Linked DNA regions of Homo sapiens: regions 2 and 3 are each linked to region 1. The links are chromatin loops, found by intact Hi-C in ENCODE. Cell type or tissue: heart left ventricle. All regions are shown on one strand. Each heading gives the region's core, and the rest is flanking DNA. Links, peaks and the distances in the headings are about the cores only.

The links. Peaks named below come from ENCODE experiments on the same cell type or tissue, not always from the same donor. Only the 100,000 strongest peaks of a DNase experiment are listed, where the experiment ranks them.
Region 2: it touches region 1 in a loop (4-fold over the local background); 26 of 110 quality-filtered maps call a loop at or near these places.
Region 3: a loop joins it to region 1, with 3 times the contacts of the local background. A loop is called at or near these places in 90 of 110 quality-filtered maps.

The regions. Positions count from the first base shown.
Region 1 is chr9:109,242,106-109,247,342 of GRCh38, reverse strand. EPB41L4B (erythrocyte membrane protein band 4.1 like 4B) reads left to right here. Exons shown (of 26, transcript NM_019114.5): 15 at 3,661-3,725. Among named protein-coding and RNA genes, the nearest start is that of EPB41L4B, 76 kb to the left of the region's middle. In heart left ventricle, for the core only: a CTCF peak has its summit at 2,633 (motif pointing left); a DNase peak (open chromatin) is centred at 2,662; H3K27me3 peaks cover 357 bases.
Region 2 is chr9:109,467,120-109,472,356 of GRCh38, reverse strand. The region is part of intron 1 of PTPN3 (protein tyrosine phosphatase non-receptor type 3); the gene reads left to right. Among named protein-coding and RNA genes, the nearest start is that of PTPN3, 29 kb to the left of the region's middle. In heart left ventricle, for the core only: a CTCF peak has its summit at 2,510 (motif pointing right); a DNase peak (open chromatin) is centred at 2,517; H3K27ac peaks cover 560 bases.
Region 3 is chr9:109,313,842-109,319,078 of GRCh38, reverse strand. All of the region lies in intron 1 of EPB41L4B (erythrocyte membrane protein band 4.1 like 4B), which reads left to right. Among named protein-coding and RNA genes, the nearest start is that of EPB41L4B, 4.6 kb to the left of the region's middle. In heart left ventricle, for the core only: no CTCF peak of the experiment used is centred there; a DNase peak (open chromatin) is centred at 2,641; H3K27ac peaks cover 307 bases; H3K27me3 peaks cover 634 bases.

The DNA of each region.
Region 1 (5,237 bases), core at 1,579-4,078:
TCACATCTTTCATTCCCCTTCTTGGATTTTACAGTGTCCACTGAGGTATAAAAGTACTGAGAAATCCTGCAAGAAAGACATGTTTTATTTTTTTAAATGTATTGTTTCCCCAAATTATTTGCGAATTGCTCCCCTCTCACGCCCCTGATTAAAAAAAAAAAAAAAAAAACTAGTCTTGAGCTGGCACGGTGGTGTACATCTGTAGTGCCAGCTATTTGGGGGAGCTAAGGCGAGAGGATCACTTGAGCCCAGGAATTCAAGGCTGCAGTGAGCTATTATCATGAATACCACTGCACTTCAGCCCAGACGACACAGTGGGAACTCATCTATTTAAAAAGACAAACACTAGCCTCAGCCCCTTCATATCTTTTTTAAAAAAACGCTAGCCTCAACCCCTACCATTTTTTGGTAGTGGTGAACTCATTAACACGAATAGATACATGGTTTCTAGAACCTGCTTTGTAAAGCACTGTGCTAGGTGATGTGCTAGGCCCATTGCCTGCAGGAAGGAGCACAGGTACGTTTCTATGGCTGGCGTCTTGCTGTTTCTCAGGACGGCCAACCAGGGCCTGTGCCGCCTGCCAGCTCACCCATGCCTGGTAACATGGAAGGTGTGGTTTACAGCTCAGCCTGGATCAAGCACATTCTTCCTAAGCCACTGTGGGTGGCTCTCTCTCTGGCCATTCACAGCCTTGTACCACCTGGTTCCAACTTCTCTATTTATTTCTCACCACTCCCATCACGCTCCATATGTTCAACTCACAGGGAATTGCATAATTGTTGCCCCATAATTTCTTCCCACCATTCTTTGCCCGTGTTTGTCTGCCTGGAATTCCTTTGCTTCCTATCAGTATATTAAAGTATCTCTCAAAGACCAACTCAGAGTTGGCCACAGTGGCTCATGCGTGTAATCCCAGCACGTTGGGAAGCCAAGGCAAGAGGATCACTTGAGCCCAAGAATTCAAGACCGGTCTGGGCAACATAGTGAGACCCCATCTCTATTTTTAAATAATCCTGGGTTCAAGTGATTCTCTTGCCTCAGCCTCCCAAGTATCTGGGGTTATAGGTGTATGCCACCACGCCCGGCTAATTTTTACATTTTTAATAGAGACAAAGTTTCACCATGTTGGCCACGCTGGTCTCAAACTCCTGACCTCAAGTGATCTGCTCGCCTCAGCCTCCCAAAGTGCTGGGTTTACAGGTGTGAGCCACCGTGCCCGGCCAGGGTTCTTGAATCTTGTTATTCACTGATTGTTTTTTGTTAAGGGGTTTTCAGGTGTGAGTAACTGAAAAGTTGTAGAGACAGGTAATTGATAGGTGATCAGTGCTTGAAGGAGAGAAAAATTTTAGAAAAGCAAAGCAGCTGAGCACTGCCTGTGCCCTCTCCGCATAGCCTGTAGTGTGTTCTCACTGTGCGTTTTCTGCTTAGAGTGAACATGAGGCGATTGTTGAAATCAGATCTACTGAAACTCATCTAGGCATTGTTATCGCAACATCATTGGCAACCACGGGTCCTTTGGACCTTGCCAATCTTAGAGGTCTTGTGTTCTATCAAGGGTTGGGAATAAATTGACCGGGAAGAGAACGTCCTGAGAAGTGGCCTGATTGGCATGTGAATACCGTGAAGGGTATTTGAGAGGATGGTGTTGCAGCATTTATCTTATTTCAAGCACTGCAAGGTCAGCCAGCTGCAAAGGATGGATCTCTGTGTTCTCAATGAGGACGCTGTTGGCATTTGGGGAGGGAGAGTTCTTCATTGTTTGGGACTGTCCCTGGAATTGCAGGATGATTAGCTTCCCTTTTCTCTCTTACTATGACAAGCAAACATGCACACAGTCATTTCCCATTGTCCTCCAAGGGATATGAGTGTACCAGTTGAGAACCAGCTGGGTTAACACTAAAATACTCCTTGACAGTTGAGAATGTGAATAAATTGCCAGAGGAGACCAAGGAAGTTTCCAAAATCTTTTTCCAGGTCTGTGGCTAAGGTTCCCACCTCTCTCTCTGATGAATCTGATTTGGTTGTGTTTAAAGCCAGAGGAAAACATAGAGGGTCCAGTTCTAGGTCAGCCTTTCTCTATTGTTGAACAGCCAATGAATGGAACCTCATTCTGGGCCTGTCTATGTGATCAAAACACCTGGAACAGTTAGACTCTGGGCAAATCATCTAAACTCTGTGGGTTTCTGTAGCCCCTAAAGGAGAAATATGCAGAGATTGCAGCAGGGAGATGCTAAAGCCCTGGTCAGCTCCCAGATCCTGCTACTGAGGTATTTTCTCCAGATTCCTTTTCCTGCAGCATGTCCTTCCGGGGGCTGCAGAGTCTGCTTGCTGACAGGCGTCTTTGAAGGAGAAAGGAAAGGCTGCTTGAATACAGAACAGGCAGGGAGGGCATCTCAGGTCCATGAAAATGGAACGAACAGAACTGCTGAGATTCTCTGTGCCAGAGAGCAGGCCACTGCTTACTAAGCAAAGTATCCTGAGAAGGAGGGGAAGAAATAATTAAAAGAGTAACAGTGGCAAGACTGTAGTGACTTAAATGTCAGGAGGGCCTAATTTGCCCCTTAGGAGATTGAGCCTTGAGAAGCCCCTGACTTCTGCTGATGTCTAGGACCACTGCCCTCTGCAGGCCAGAAGTGGAAAGGCAGGCTGCTACCTAGCCGGCTAGGGCTGCACCTCAGTCCGTTTGTGAGTACAGGGTCTGTGTTCTCTTCTTAAAATGGACAACTTCCTTCAAAATTAGCGGGGTGTGGTGGCACGTGCCTGTAATCCCAGCTACCCAGGAGACTGAGGCAGGAGAATCGCTTGAACCCAGGAGGTAGAGGTTGCCAAGATACTGCCATTGCACTCCAGCCTGGGTGACAGAGTGAGACTCTGTAAAAAAAAAAAAAAAAAAAAAAAAAAAAAAAAGACAACCTTCAACCTCCTTCCTTCTCTTCTTTCTCTTTCTTCCTTCCCTTCCCTTCTTTTTCTTTCTTCTCTCTTTCCCTACCTGCCTTCCTTCCCTCCCTCCCCTCATCCCTTCTTCTCAAACTCTCTCCCTCCCTCCTGTTTTATCAGGATGATAAGCGCTCTGGATGGTTTTGTTTGTTTTGGTATTTTGTTTTGGATTGCATTTTAGAAGATTATTTTTATTGCATAAACCAGAGAGAAAGAAAAAACCTTCACCCACGGCCCTGCTGCTTCACTTAGCATCCCTGTCCAGTCCTTGTCTGTGTGCAGATGTAACTGTTCCACATGGTCATTGTCATTTTCAGCAATGACAAAAATTGTTTCTGAAGAGAGAAGTTGCCTCCCACTCTCCCCATCTCTCTGACACCTTCCGCCTCTTCCCTTGGGAAGATGAATACAGCTTGTCTCTGGTACTCCGGACGACCCCCTTCAAGGCCGGTGTTGTCACCTTCTAAGGGCAGCTTCCCAGCCCCTTCACAGGGAGCCGCCTCTGGAGAGGGCAAGAACCGGCACTGGGTGCCAGCCCCCAGCCTTTGTCAGAGGGGGAAACGTGATCGTCCTGGGAAACATCCACCCCCTAGCCAGGGTCTATAGCCTTTCCATTCTTAGTCCCCCAGCCCCTCGGGTGGATGCCAGGAACAGACAAAGCGAATGAGGACCATTGAAATTAAAAGGTCATCAAATAATCAAGTTTGGTGTTTTATTTCTAGCCTCAATATCATCCTAATATCCATCCCAGCCAGCCCCGGTGGCATCCTCACTCTCCAAATGTCAGGTAAGTGCTGGTGCTTCCAGAGCTGCACCTTCGAAAGCTTTCCTTTCTCTAGAAAAGTTCAGATTCTGCTTAGTTAGGAGTAGAAAGTCTGCATCAGAAATAACCCTTAAGGGATGCATTGTCATGGCCGAGATGAATAAATTTTCAAAGCAAAGGTAGCCAGTGATGTGTGTGGATGTATCAAAGGTATGCTTTGTGAAATAAAAAATGAATTGATTTTTTAAAATCATTCTGATCTCATATATTCTTGGTTTTTAGTTTTGTGTTCAAGATGTTACTGAAAATTTCTAAGTAACATTTTTCTGTCCTGAGAATTTGTTTACTTTAAATGTGATGAAAGCTTGGGGATTTTGTTGTCATGGGGTTTTTTTTTTTTTAAGGATTTTTTTTTTTTTTTTTTTTTTTGCGGGGGTGGGCTGGGGGAATGAGTTTGCTTTTTGTGGCAATAGATATTTTTTCCCTAAACTGAGGGGTCAATAAACTTTTTCTGTAAAGGATCAGACAGTCAATATATTCTGCTTTGTGGTCGCTGTCACAACTCCTTAACTCTGCCATTGTACTTTGAAAACAGCCCTAGACAATCCATAAATGAGAGGCTATGGCTGTGCTTCAATGAAACTGATTTAGAAAAACAGTGGGATTGGGCCGAGGGCTGCCATTTACCAACCTTGGCCCCAACCTACCATAATCCTTTCTAAGCCAACTGGCATCTGCTGGACTGTGTTTATAGTTAGGCTTGACAGGTTTTTTGTTTTTTTTTTTTTTTTTTTAAGGCTAGCTTTGTGAAAGCAAATGTTCCTTTTAAGATTTGAATTTTAGATCAGTCTTAATTGGTGTTTATGTGTGAAGCTATTTCAGAAACATAGTTGGCAAGTTCAGTTTGCATAAAGGTGAGGTTGCTAGCCTTTCTCTGAGAAAGTATGGAGAATAAAATGCTGGAAATAAACCCACTTAGAGCAAGGCCAAAAAAAAGTTTGTTGGGGAATTTTGTAACCCCAAAGCGTGATTGTTTATAAACACTTGGTAGTCACTTAACTTTTTAAAGCAGATTAGGTTAGTGGAGTAATAATTCTAAATCTTACTGTATTTCAAAGGTGCTTTATTCTTCAGACGTAAGAAACAGAAGAGATTTCTAGAAACGCTATTTTAATTAACATTGTTTTTACAAAAGTTTGTGCTTATCATTGCCTGTTTTATCATGTTAGTTTCCTTCTGAGGCATGGCCTAGAAGCAGGCCTTCTGAGGAAAGCCGTAAACAGTGCCTCTCTGGGGTGGGCCTGCTGTTGGCAGCTTTAGTGTCATCTGGAAGCTTGTTTAATGCAAATTCTCAGCCCCACCCCAGACCTACTGGATCAGAATCTATGGGGTGGGGCCCAACATTTTGTGTATTTTCAAGCTCTACAAAGATACCCCATGAAAACAGAGTTTGTTAGTCCAACACTTTTGGCAAATGCTGCCTGAGGCATTCATGGTGCATGCTGGCATGCCTCCAAGCAGCCCTGTAGTAATGGA
Region 2 (5,237 bases), core at 1,391-3,890, 230 kb before region 1:
TGCTGCTTTAAGAAAGTGCTGGTTGACTCAACGGGTTTCTGAGGAAGGGTGTGTGCATTGTGTGGCCTTTTATAATTTGGACAAATTGTTAAGCATTGGTGTTGGTGAATGATGTGAACTCATTTGAGTGAACAAGCCAAGACATCTGGTTATGCAATATCAAGTGATACAGTCCTTTTTGAATGATGGCAGTTTTCCTGTTGCTTTCTTCTCTATTTAGACAACAGTACTAATCCCAGCACTGACATATAGACTGGAAAATCTGTTACTTCATCAACAATGATTTAGGAAGCACTTCTCCCAGACCGAGTGATGGGACAGCTGCCAAGCTACAGAAACTCTATTTAGCTCTGGGAGGTGACTTGTAATGTAGACAGTAAAACTGACATAAGGATGCCCACCTAACAAAGACCCTGGCTGTAAGCATAGACAGGCAGAACCAAAAGGAACTCTGAAGATTGTCTGGTGGAAGATTTTCCACCGTGTGGCTCTCAGACCAGCTGCACCATTGCCATGAGGGTCAGGGGGTATTTATTTAAAATGCAACTTCAAGCTGGGTGCGTTGGTATACATTTGTAGTCCCAGCTTCTTAGGATGCCTGAGGCAGGAGGATTGCTTGAGCCCAGGAGTTTGAGGCCAGCCTGGGCAACATAATGAGTACCCTGTCTCTTTAAAAAAAAAAAAAGTGCCTTCCATATGACAAGTAAAACCAGGCATGATCCTGATTTGGATTGTGGATCGGGGAAGATAAATAAAGGACATCTTTGGAACAATTTGCAAAATTTTAGTATGGACTGGATATTAGATAAGTGCTTATCAGTTAAATTTCTTCAGTGTGATAATTGTACTGTGGTTATGAAATGCCCTTATTAGGGGGAGATACATGCTAAAATATTTCGAGATAAAGGGGCATGATCTCTGCAGCAAGTGGTTCAGAGAAAAGCCTGGTGTGTCTGTGTGTGTATACAGATGAGAGACATGGGAAATAAAGTGTATGTGGGCCGGGCACGATGGCTCACGCCTGTAATCCCAGCACTTTGGGAGGCCAAGGCAGGCAAATCACCTGAGGTCAGGAGTTCAAGACCAGCCTAGGCCAACATGGTGAAACACTGTCTCTACTAAAAATACAAAAATTAGTTGGGCGTGGTGGCACAGGCCTGTAGCCCCAGCTACTCGGGAGGCTGAGGCACAAGAATTGCTTCAGCCCAGGAGACGGAGGTTGCAGTGAGCTGAGATTGCGCCACTGCACTCCAGCCTGGGCAAGAGTGAGACTCCATCTCAAAAAAAAAAAAAAAGATGCGTATGTACCAAAATGTTAACAATTGAATCCAGGGCAAAAGGGTTACACAGGAGTTTGTTTTTCTTGCAACTTTTCTATAAGTCCAGAAAATTATTTTTTGTTTTACAATGCAGTTTCCTGGGCCCTTACTGAACCAAAATCTCTGTGGATGGTAACCAAGAATCTGCATTTTTAACAAGTCCCCAGATGATTCTTGTGTACGCTAGTTTTAAGTCACTGGTTAAAAAGAAAGTCTCATTTCAGTCACTATTTTTTTAATATCTTGATCAGTGAGCAGACATTCTTAGTTTGAGCTCATCTTAGTGCTTAATAAATGATAAATAAATCCCCACCCAAGTGTTTGTAAATTTTTTTTTTTTTTTGGATGAGGTCTCGCTCTGTTGCCCAGGCTGCAGAGCAGTGGTGCGGTCATAGCTCCCTGCAGCCTTGACCTCCTGGGCTCAAGCGATTCTCCCACCTCAGCCTCCCAAATACCTAGGACTACAGACAGGTGCCACCACATGCAGCTAATTTTTTTTTTTTTTTGTAGATATGATGGTCTCACTAGTAAATTTTATCTTTAGAAGGGAATACCCCACTTACTTCAGAGGAGTTTAAGGAACAGTTAGGCCTGGCTTTAAAACAGACTGGAATGAGAAGCTGTCCTCTTTGAGGTACCAACAGCAGTAGGAAAGCATGGTTTCTGTCTTCCTAAAGGCGTGAGCAATGCGAGTGATTGTTGCTTGTTGGGGCCATGGTTGGCCCCACAAAGAACTCGATACCACATAATGCAACCCAGCATCTGTGTGTCTACAGTGACGAGAGAGAACAACGCTGGTACTATATTAGCTGCTAAATGAATGAAGCATGTGTCTGCAATACGTTAAATATTGGCATTTGACGAGAAGTGCACTTAATTTGATGAATCATTGTCTAGGGTGGCTGATAGTACATGTACTTTTCCATGCTAGAAATGCCCTTCTCTAGATCGGTCATCTGTTGGAGCTCAGAAATAGCTAAAAGGAAAAAAAAAAAGTAGAGGGAAGAAGGCGCTTTCCTGAGTTCATAGGGAAGAATTGGGAAAAGGGGACTGCGCCACGGAGAAGGGCTTCTATACTGCAAAAAGGATTTTTGAAATAAGCTGAACTGGAAGTGATAAGCAAGAAAGAGCAGAGCTGTCCCTGTTTCCCTTGAATGCCAGCGTAGGAGGTGGCATGTCTTCCTCTGATCGCCACTAGGTGGTGGCATTGGGCTAGGCCAGCTTGATGTAGGTTGATTACTGTAGTGAGCCACCCATGATTCATTTATACAGGTTACTTACAAATTGGGTATTTATAAATCAAGACTGTTTTCTTATTCTCCTCCTTTTTTTCAACGGAACTCATATTCTTCAATTAGAGGCCTAAGTCCCTTACTTTAAAAAATAAGAATATGGAATACTTTGCCATTTATTTATTTGAGATAAGAGTCTCACTCTGTCGCTCAGGCTGGAGTGCAATGGCGCGATCTTGGCTCATTGCAATCTCTGCTTCCCGGGTTCGAGCGATTTTCCTGACTCAGCCTCCCAAGTAGCTGAGATAACAGGCGTGCCCCACCACACCCAGCTAATTTTTGTATTTTTAGTAGAGACGGGGTTTCACCATGTTGGCCAGGCTGGTATCACACTCCTGACCTCAGGTGATCTGCCCACCTGGGCCTCCCAAAGTGCTGGGAATACAGGCGTGAGCCACTGCGCCGGCCTCTTTATTTAAAATTATAATAGTGGAGTTGGGTTTGCTCTGTCATTTGCATGTGTTCCTCTCCCTTCTTTGTGTCTATGGTTCATTGGCTTGCGAAAGAACAGTTTCCCAGATCCGAATGTAGACAGACCCTTTGGAAATAAAGCGGCGGCATTACCCTTTCGTTGTCTCAGGCTTCAGGGCAGCCAGGGAGGAGCCCTAGTAGCAGCCCTGTTACCCAACCCTGACTCCCAGGGCTCTGGTGTCTCATGGGCCCAGGGTGTGGCAATTTGTGCCAGCATGCTACTGCTTCTGGTTCCCCTGAGTTTGTAGAGCAGCTCAAAGATGTATCACATATCTATCACAACTATCTTTTAACTCTAGCAAGCTGTCTTTATTAAAGTGGATACATAAAACTTTAAGAAATGGAACATTCATATATCTGTAAGTCGTTTGAAATCAGGATTGCCCTACAAAATCTGGAATCTGTAGACAGCACCCAATGGCATTAGAAGTTTAACGTTAATAAAATGCCTTTCATTGAGTGCCTGGTATGTGTCCCACATGTGCTAGGCACTTTCCATGTGCAACTCTAACTCTCATGGTCTTTATTGTGCCCCTACTGTTTACAAAGTGAGGTGTTGCCTCTTGCTGTATTTTCCAAGTATAATCTTTGATTAAAAACTGTATTCACAGCCGGGCGCGGTGGCTCACGCCTGTAATCCCAGCACTTTGGGAGGCCGAGGTGGGCGGATCACGAGGTCAGGAGATCGAGACCATCCTGGCTAACATGGTGAAACCCTGTCTCTACTAAAAATACAAAAAATTAGCCGGGCGTGGTGGCGGGCGCCTGTAGTCCCACCTGCTCAGGAGGCTGAGGCAGGAGAATGGCGTGAACCCGGGAGGAGGAGCTTGCAGTGAGCCGAGATCACGCCACTGTACTCCAGCCTGGGGGACAGAGCAAGACTCTGTCTCAAAAAAACAAACAAACAAACAAAAAAAAAAACTGTATCCACAATAGAGCTTCGTTTGCTATTGTTTAAAACATTCTAAAGCTATAATGGATTTTTAAACTCATGCAAAGAACAAGCTTGGCTTCCATATTATAAAATGCATCAGCAGCAGCTGTAATCATTTGTGTCAGAGAGGCCAGCATGTTCCTGGTTGGGTTGTGGCTTTGTTTAGAATTAAGAGGCTTATAAAGGAAGCCATAGAAACCCTGAGTTCCCCAATTGCTGTAGTACAGGAAACAGGGCAGTTAGTCAGCATCCATTGTCCCGACCAGATTGTTTAAGATGTAATTTCAAGACAATCTGAAAATACCACATGGCTCAATTATTGGGTTATTCAACATCAGGCTCATTCTTACCAAGGTTTGCTTTAGGAACCATTGTAGGAAGATTTCTGCAGCTTTCATAAAATACCTATTTATGACATTGTCATTAGGTTTCAAGCCCTTTATGTAACAATCAGAGATGGGTGTGAGAAAGGGAAGTCTGTCTCTCCTGGGTTGCTGGTGGGCTTTATTTTGTCAGCTAGCTGTGTGACTGTGCTGGACAGCATCATTGCTAACCACGGTGAAATGAATAAGTCCCAGCGGCACCCACGCCAGCACGAGCAGGAGCTGCTCAGGTGAAGTCTGGAAATCAGTGTCCACCATTGGAGCATCAGCCCATGTGACTTTCATTTGGAGGCACCTGTTTCAAATCTTAGTTTTTTTCTGCCTGGGGTCATTGTGTGACTATCTCTGCTTTAGCTGTTCCACAGAACAACTGCCCACCTCTTATCACACACAGTGAATTCATCCACATAGTGCATGGCTTAGATTCCGCAGAGCCTGTATTCTAAGGCCATCCATCCAAAACACACCCTGAGGTTCCCTGGAAACCCACTCCTTTAGTCCTCGTCTTCCTGGCTGTTACTTTGAGGGCTCCCAAAGGGAATGTGATCCTGCGCCACACCTGAGGATGCTGAATCACCACTGGGGGTGCGGGGACAGGCAGGTTTTAAAAGCTCCTCAGGTGATTCTGATGTGCACCTCCCACTAAAACCAACTTGAAATGGTTCTATTGTGTCTTTTGAAAAAAAAAAATGTAACCCACCTGAGATTCTTAGACAAGAACTAAAAAATAAAATTGACATTTTAAAGTCAATGTGGTTAAAGCATTATGGAACACATTTGTTGTCTTTTGATAACTTTTTGTATTACTCAGAAAATGCATCCCTGCTTCTGATGACAT
Region 3 (5,237 bases), core at 1,396-3,895, 72 kb before region 1:
AGATGAATGTTACAGATCATCTCGAGGATGTCAAGGGAAGAAATAACATACCCGGACTTCCAAGGAAGTATATAGGCCTTCCCGGGTGGGAGAAATGTTTGGACTTCATGAGAGAACTAGGAACATGTGAAAAGGGTCTCAGATGGGAAAATCAGAGCCTGCCTGGCTTGGAGTTTAACGCTTCCCGGTGTAGGCTGAATTTCGAGACAGTTTCAATTTATGGCAATTTTATTTTTGTGGTTCTTTGTGCTCTCCATAAGATATCATTTTGCTATGAAAATACCCTTTTGGGGCCTTTTTATTGATGGAAAAGGAGCCAACATTCGGGTGCTTAGAGCTGTTGCCTTTAAAATAGCATAAAAATGTTACTGTTCCCCAACAATGAGGCTCTCCAGCTTTTTATTCAGCTGGGAGAGGAGGCCTGAGGAGCCGGGGAGGAGGAGAGGGGAGCAGGCTGCCTCTGGAGTGGGCAGCTTGTGTTAGGAGAGGATGTGGCGTAGTTTGCATCTCGGATCTGGGAAAGGAATGCTATCCTTGGGAAGTTTGACAGTGCTCCTTGCCGGTGGTTTTCTCATCTGTTCCCTGGGGATGATTCGTTTATAAAATGTATTGCTTGTCAGCTCCATGAGACAGGCTTAAGTGGTGTGCATGGTGAATAGACCCAAACAGGTACACAAACGAACAGGTTGGGACAGGAAGGCTGACTGATTCCAGCCAGTGTAGCCCTCACTGGAGCCTGGTGGGGGAAGGGGATATTTGCATCCTAAAAGGTTTCTTCACTTTATAAAAGGCTGCTTGACAAAAGAATTCCCCTGTCCCAGGTATTCCCAGGACGGCAAATTTCTTGATTCCTCTATGATGTGACTTAGTGAAGCCCACATTGTATTTATGCGCGTGCACACACACACACACACACACACACACACACGTATATGCCCCCTGTCCACAGGCAGATAAAAAGCAAATGCTGGCTTGTGTCACGTGAGCTCTCAGGGAGGAAAGATGAAGAAAAATCGCCAGTGGGCACAGCTCATCGATTTAAAGATTTATTAGATATTAGGACTGCATCACAGTCTCCTACACTAATCTTCCCAGATCTGAGTGTGTGCTCCTGTAATTAATTCTGAGTTACGAGGTTAACGCCAGGCGGCCAGCTCCCCAATGCATTTGTAGCATTTGCTGCTCCTCAGACCCACTTCACTGGGCTCACTCTTTATGCTGTCCTTTTTGACATTTGGCCCTGCTTGTCATTATTCTCTTTTGTGTTCCTGGATTTTTACCGCTTCCTGGGCCCTGGTGTTGCCTTGCTGCTTGTCGCAAGATAGGATTTACCTTTGACCGTGATACCCCAAGCTGGCTTCTCAGGCACCCAGGGACATTGCCAGGCTAAATGTCTCCTTTGTAATAAAAACCCTCAGGCGGCGTTAGCCTTGAGAATTCCTTTGCTCAACCTCCTAAAAGTTGGCTATGTGCTGTCATAAACCTTTTTATTAGCCCTAGTTAGGATGCTTGTGTTCTGAAATTGTCTGGAACACAATAACACCCTCAGTGTGACCGTGCTGTGGCACCTCAGTCCAGTCCAGACCACAGTTATTGGGCGTCTCCAATGTGCCAAGCTGTGTGCTGCAGACACAAAGGTGAATGAGATGTGGCCTGGAGGCTCTTGGGAAACGCAGGTGAAAACACGTTTCTTTTATTCTGGGTGATGCTAAGTGATATGACTGGCACACCCAGACAGGGTGCTGTGGCCGGATGGGATGGGGGAATCGGAAGGACTTCCAGGAGACTTTGACACTTGAGATTATGGGGTCTCAGATCCAGTGTCCCTTGGCAAAGCCACAGGCCAGTTGTTGTATATAATAAAGAGAAAAGTAGCTGCAATTGTTTCTTCTGACAGGGCTTGGAGCCCCCTTCTCTGGTGATAGGTTGAGTCACCTAGCATCCCTGAGTGTTCTTTTTTTTGTTTTGTTTTTTGGATATGGGGTCTCATCTGTCACCCAGGCTGGAGTGCAGTAGTACGACCACAGCTCACTACGGTCTTAATCTCCTAGCCGCAAGCAATCCTCCCACCTCAGCCTCTCTAGTAGCTGGGACTGCGGTTGTGCACCACTACACCCGGCTAATTAAAAAAATTATTTTTATAGACATGGGGTCTCACTGTATTGCCCTGGCTGGTCTCAAACGTGTAGGCTCAAGCGATCCTCCTGCCTCAGCCCCTAACAGTGTTGGGATTACAGGCATGAGCCACTGCGCTTGGCCCCTGGGTGTTCTTAGTCTTTGCTATGGATAGTCAGCAGCTTTCCAGTCTTTGATAAAATAAAATGTGAATAAAAGGATCTTTTTAAAAAAATCTATAACATGCAGTCTAAAGTGGACTTGCTGTACAAACCCAACTTCCAGATGAGCCCTTGCTCGCCCTACCAACCAGAGTGCCAGCCTGAGCCAGTCCTCTTCAGAAACCCTGGCCCTGCCTTCGACAGCACCTCCCTCTCCTTAGCCTAGCTCAGCCCTGCCCAACCCTCAGGTGTGGTCTGGTCAGAGCAGGGCAGGACTCCCTCCCTCGGCCTGCCCTAGACGCTTTCCTTCTATTAATGCAGCTGAAGATCCCATTAGTGTGCTTGGCAGCGGCACCCACTGTTGACTCATATTAGCTCTCTGTTGACTAAATCCCTGGCATCGCTTTTGCTCGTGTGGCTGTTGCTCAGCCCCGCCTCCCGTTGCCCTGTGTGCTCAGTGTGGAAAGCTGTTAGGATGTGCGGTCGGCCAGTTAGCACTCCCGCCATGCTTTGGAGGGAACGGCCCATGGGCCATTGTTGCATTTGGTGCACTTGCCTCCCCTGCATCTGGAACTCAACATTGACTCATTGTGGTCCAGTGTAAACATGGAGGATTTCAGAATTCGAAGATCTACCTTTGCATATTGCACCCTGGCTCTGCAGCTTTGGGCAATTGCAGCTCTCTGAGCCATTGACTTCCTGATCTTTCAAATGGGGATGTTGGGAGGATTTGGTGACGGGAAGGCCTCATGGTGCAACAGAGTGCTGAAAGGTTGCTAGTAGGTTGTAATCTTAGAAACCTCTCCTTCCTCTACTTTGAACTTTGGAAAGATTTGAAGAAGTTTCTAGTAATAGACATTAAAAAAAAAAATGCTGTGCCAGGCAGGCTAACCATTGCTTGGCTCTTCTTTAGTGGAAATTGGAAGTTGGATGTAGTATGAGAAATGCTTTTTAAAAGTTTCACTTTGGATGTGAAAAGTGATGTTTTTTTCAGCAAAAACAGGAGAATCCAGGTTTTTAGAATTTTAGGACTGAAACCTCTGATCTCACATAACATACATGATACAACATAAAGGTCATATGGCTTATTTTGGAGTTGAAGGGGACCCTGGACAGCACCTCCCCGGCCCATTGGAGAAACTGGGAAGCTGTGGTCTGTGGCTATAAAGTGACTTCCCTTCAGTCAGTCAGTGAAAGAGTTGGAACCGGCTGCTTTGGGAACCCTGATTGTCAGCGTCTGAAGGTGTCAAGCGTAGGGTCAGCAGTGGGAGGGAAGACTAACCCCACGTCCTAACACAGGATCATGGAAGAGGGATGGGGTACATTCCTGGCAGTTGGAAATAGAACAGATTTTCCCAAACAGTGGAAAAAATGATCCCAACTTCAGTGTTCACAAAGTTCATCTGGGATTTTTTTTCTTCCATTAAAATTCCCAGAGCACACCCCGAGAATTTCTTGATTCAGTATATCAGGAAGCTCAACTTTTAACAAGTTACTCCAGGTGATTCTGATGCAGGTGGTCTCTTCACAGCCAGTGAAAAACCCTGGCCCTAGAACTGTGAGAACAGAGGCAGCTACACCATGCATTATAAACTGCTGTAGCAATGGGGCGAGCAATACCATTGCTGTAGCAATGGTAGGGGGGTTGGCAGTCTTTGAGCTGGGGTTTGACCTGTACTTTAGGGAGCCCATTTTTGTCACAGTGGAGTGGAGGGCTAGGGGAGGGACTGGAGACCAGTCATGCCATTGCATTTGTCAGGTAAGGGGTGATGAGGGCCTGGCTAGGAGAAGGGGGCAACGGTAGAGCAGCTCACAGGTGGAGTTGGGTGAGTGTGTTGGGGAGGGTGAAGGTTTGAGATAGAGCTGTCTTCACTCTTGGTTGGGAAGAATTAAGGGACCCGCAGGAGGTTGAAGACAGCTTCTCATTTCTACCCTTTCCCAAGGCTCTGGCTGCCATGGGCACACTGGCTTATCCCAGGGCTCTGGGTGGCTTGCTTTTTTTGCCCCTGTAGGGTAGGTATTGGCTAAAGGTGGCCTTCCACTACTTGCCCCACCCACATCCCCTCTCAGACCTGGAATGAGGCCTTGGATATCTAGTGGGTCATGAGTTTGTGTTATTTTTGGATATGCCTTCTTTGTTTTAAAAGAAAGGCTGAGGTGGGGGGGGGTGAGAGAGGGGTAATGAACACCCTTCCCAAAGGGGGTGTCGTGATACAAGCAAGAGCACTAACTCCCCTTCTATACTTGCTGGATTTGTCAGTGTTAATAAGGGGCGGGGGTTGGCCTGCAGGGGGAAGGGGCCGCAGCCTAGCCTCTCCAGTGCCGGTAACATGACCCTACACTGGTACAGGGCTCTGAACAAATATTAACTTGCTAAGCACTTTCACGTGCATAATCTCATTGAATTCTGTTCCTAGTACCCTGCAGTGGATGAAGGCACAGGTCTGTTTCGTTTTGAAATAGCAGAAGGTCGATGGGGGTGGGGCCTTCCCTTAAATTCTTGCGTGGGGACTTAGAAAAAAATCCAGCCTGGCAACCACAGAAATCCTCCGCCTACCATTTGTCCTCAAAACACGTGTTCCATCCTTGCCCACTGCTTGACTTCCTTTGGCCGGCTGGGAGTGGGCTCCTCCCCGGGCCTCTCTCTGCCCTGCCTGGAGCCTTCTCCTCCAGTGGGAACTGCACTCCAGTTTCCACCTGTAGCCCGTGGCTGCTGCCTGAGGGCAGGGTCAGCTGCTGATTCATCTGGGTGTGTTTTCCAGGTTCGTGTGTGTGCTCTCCTTTCATTTCTCGTTTACAATGCATTCATCGAAGACCCATTTGAAAATACACAAAGGTTGGAACAACATCTACAGTTTCATTAAACACTGTTAAAATAGGGGTGCGCATTCATCTGTGCTTTATTTCATATTCAGATATAAACATGTTTTTAAAATGATGAACTTAAGTGGGTTGATGGAA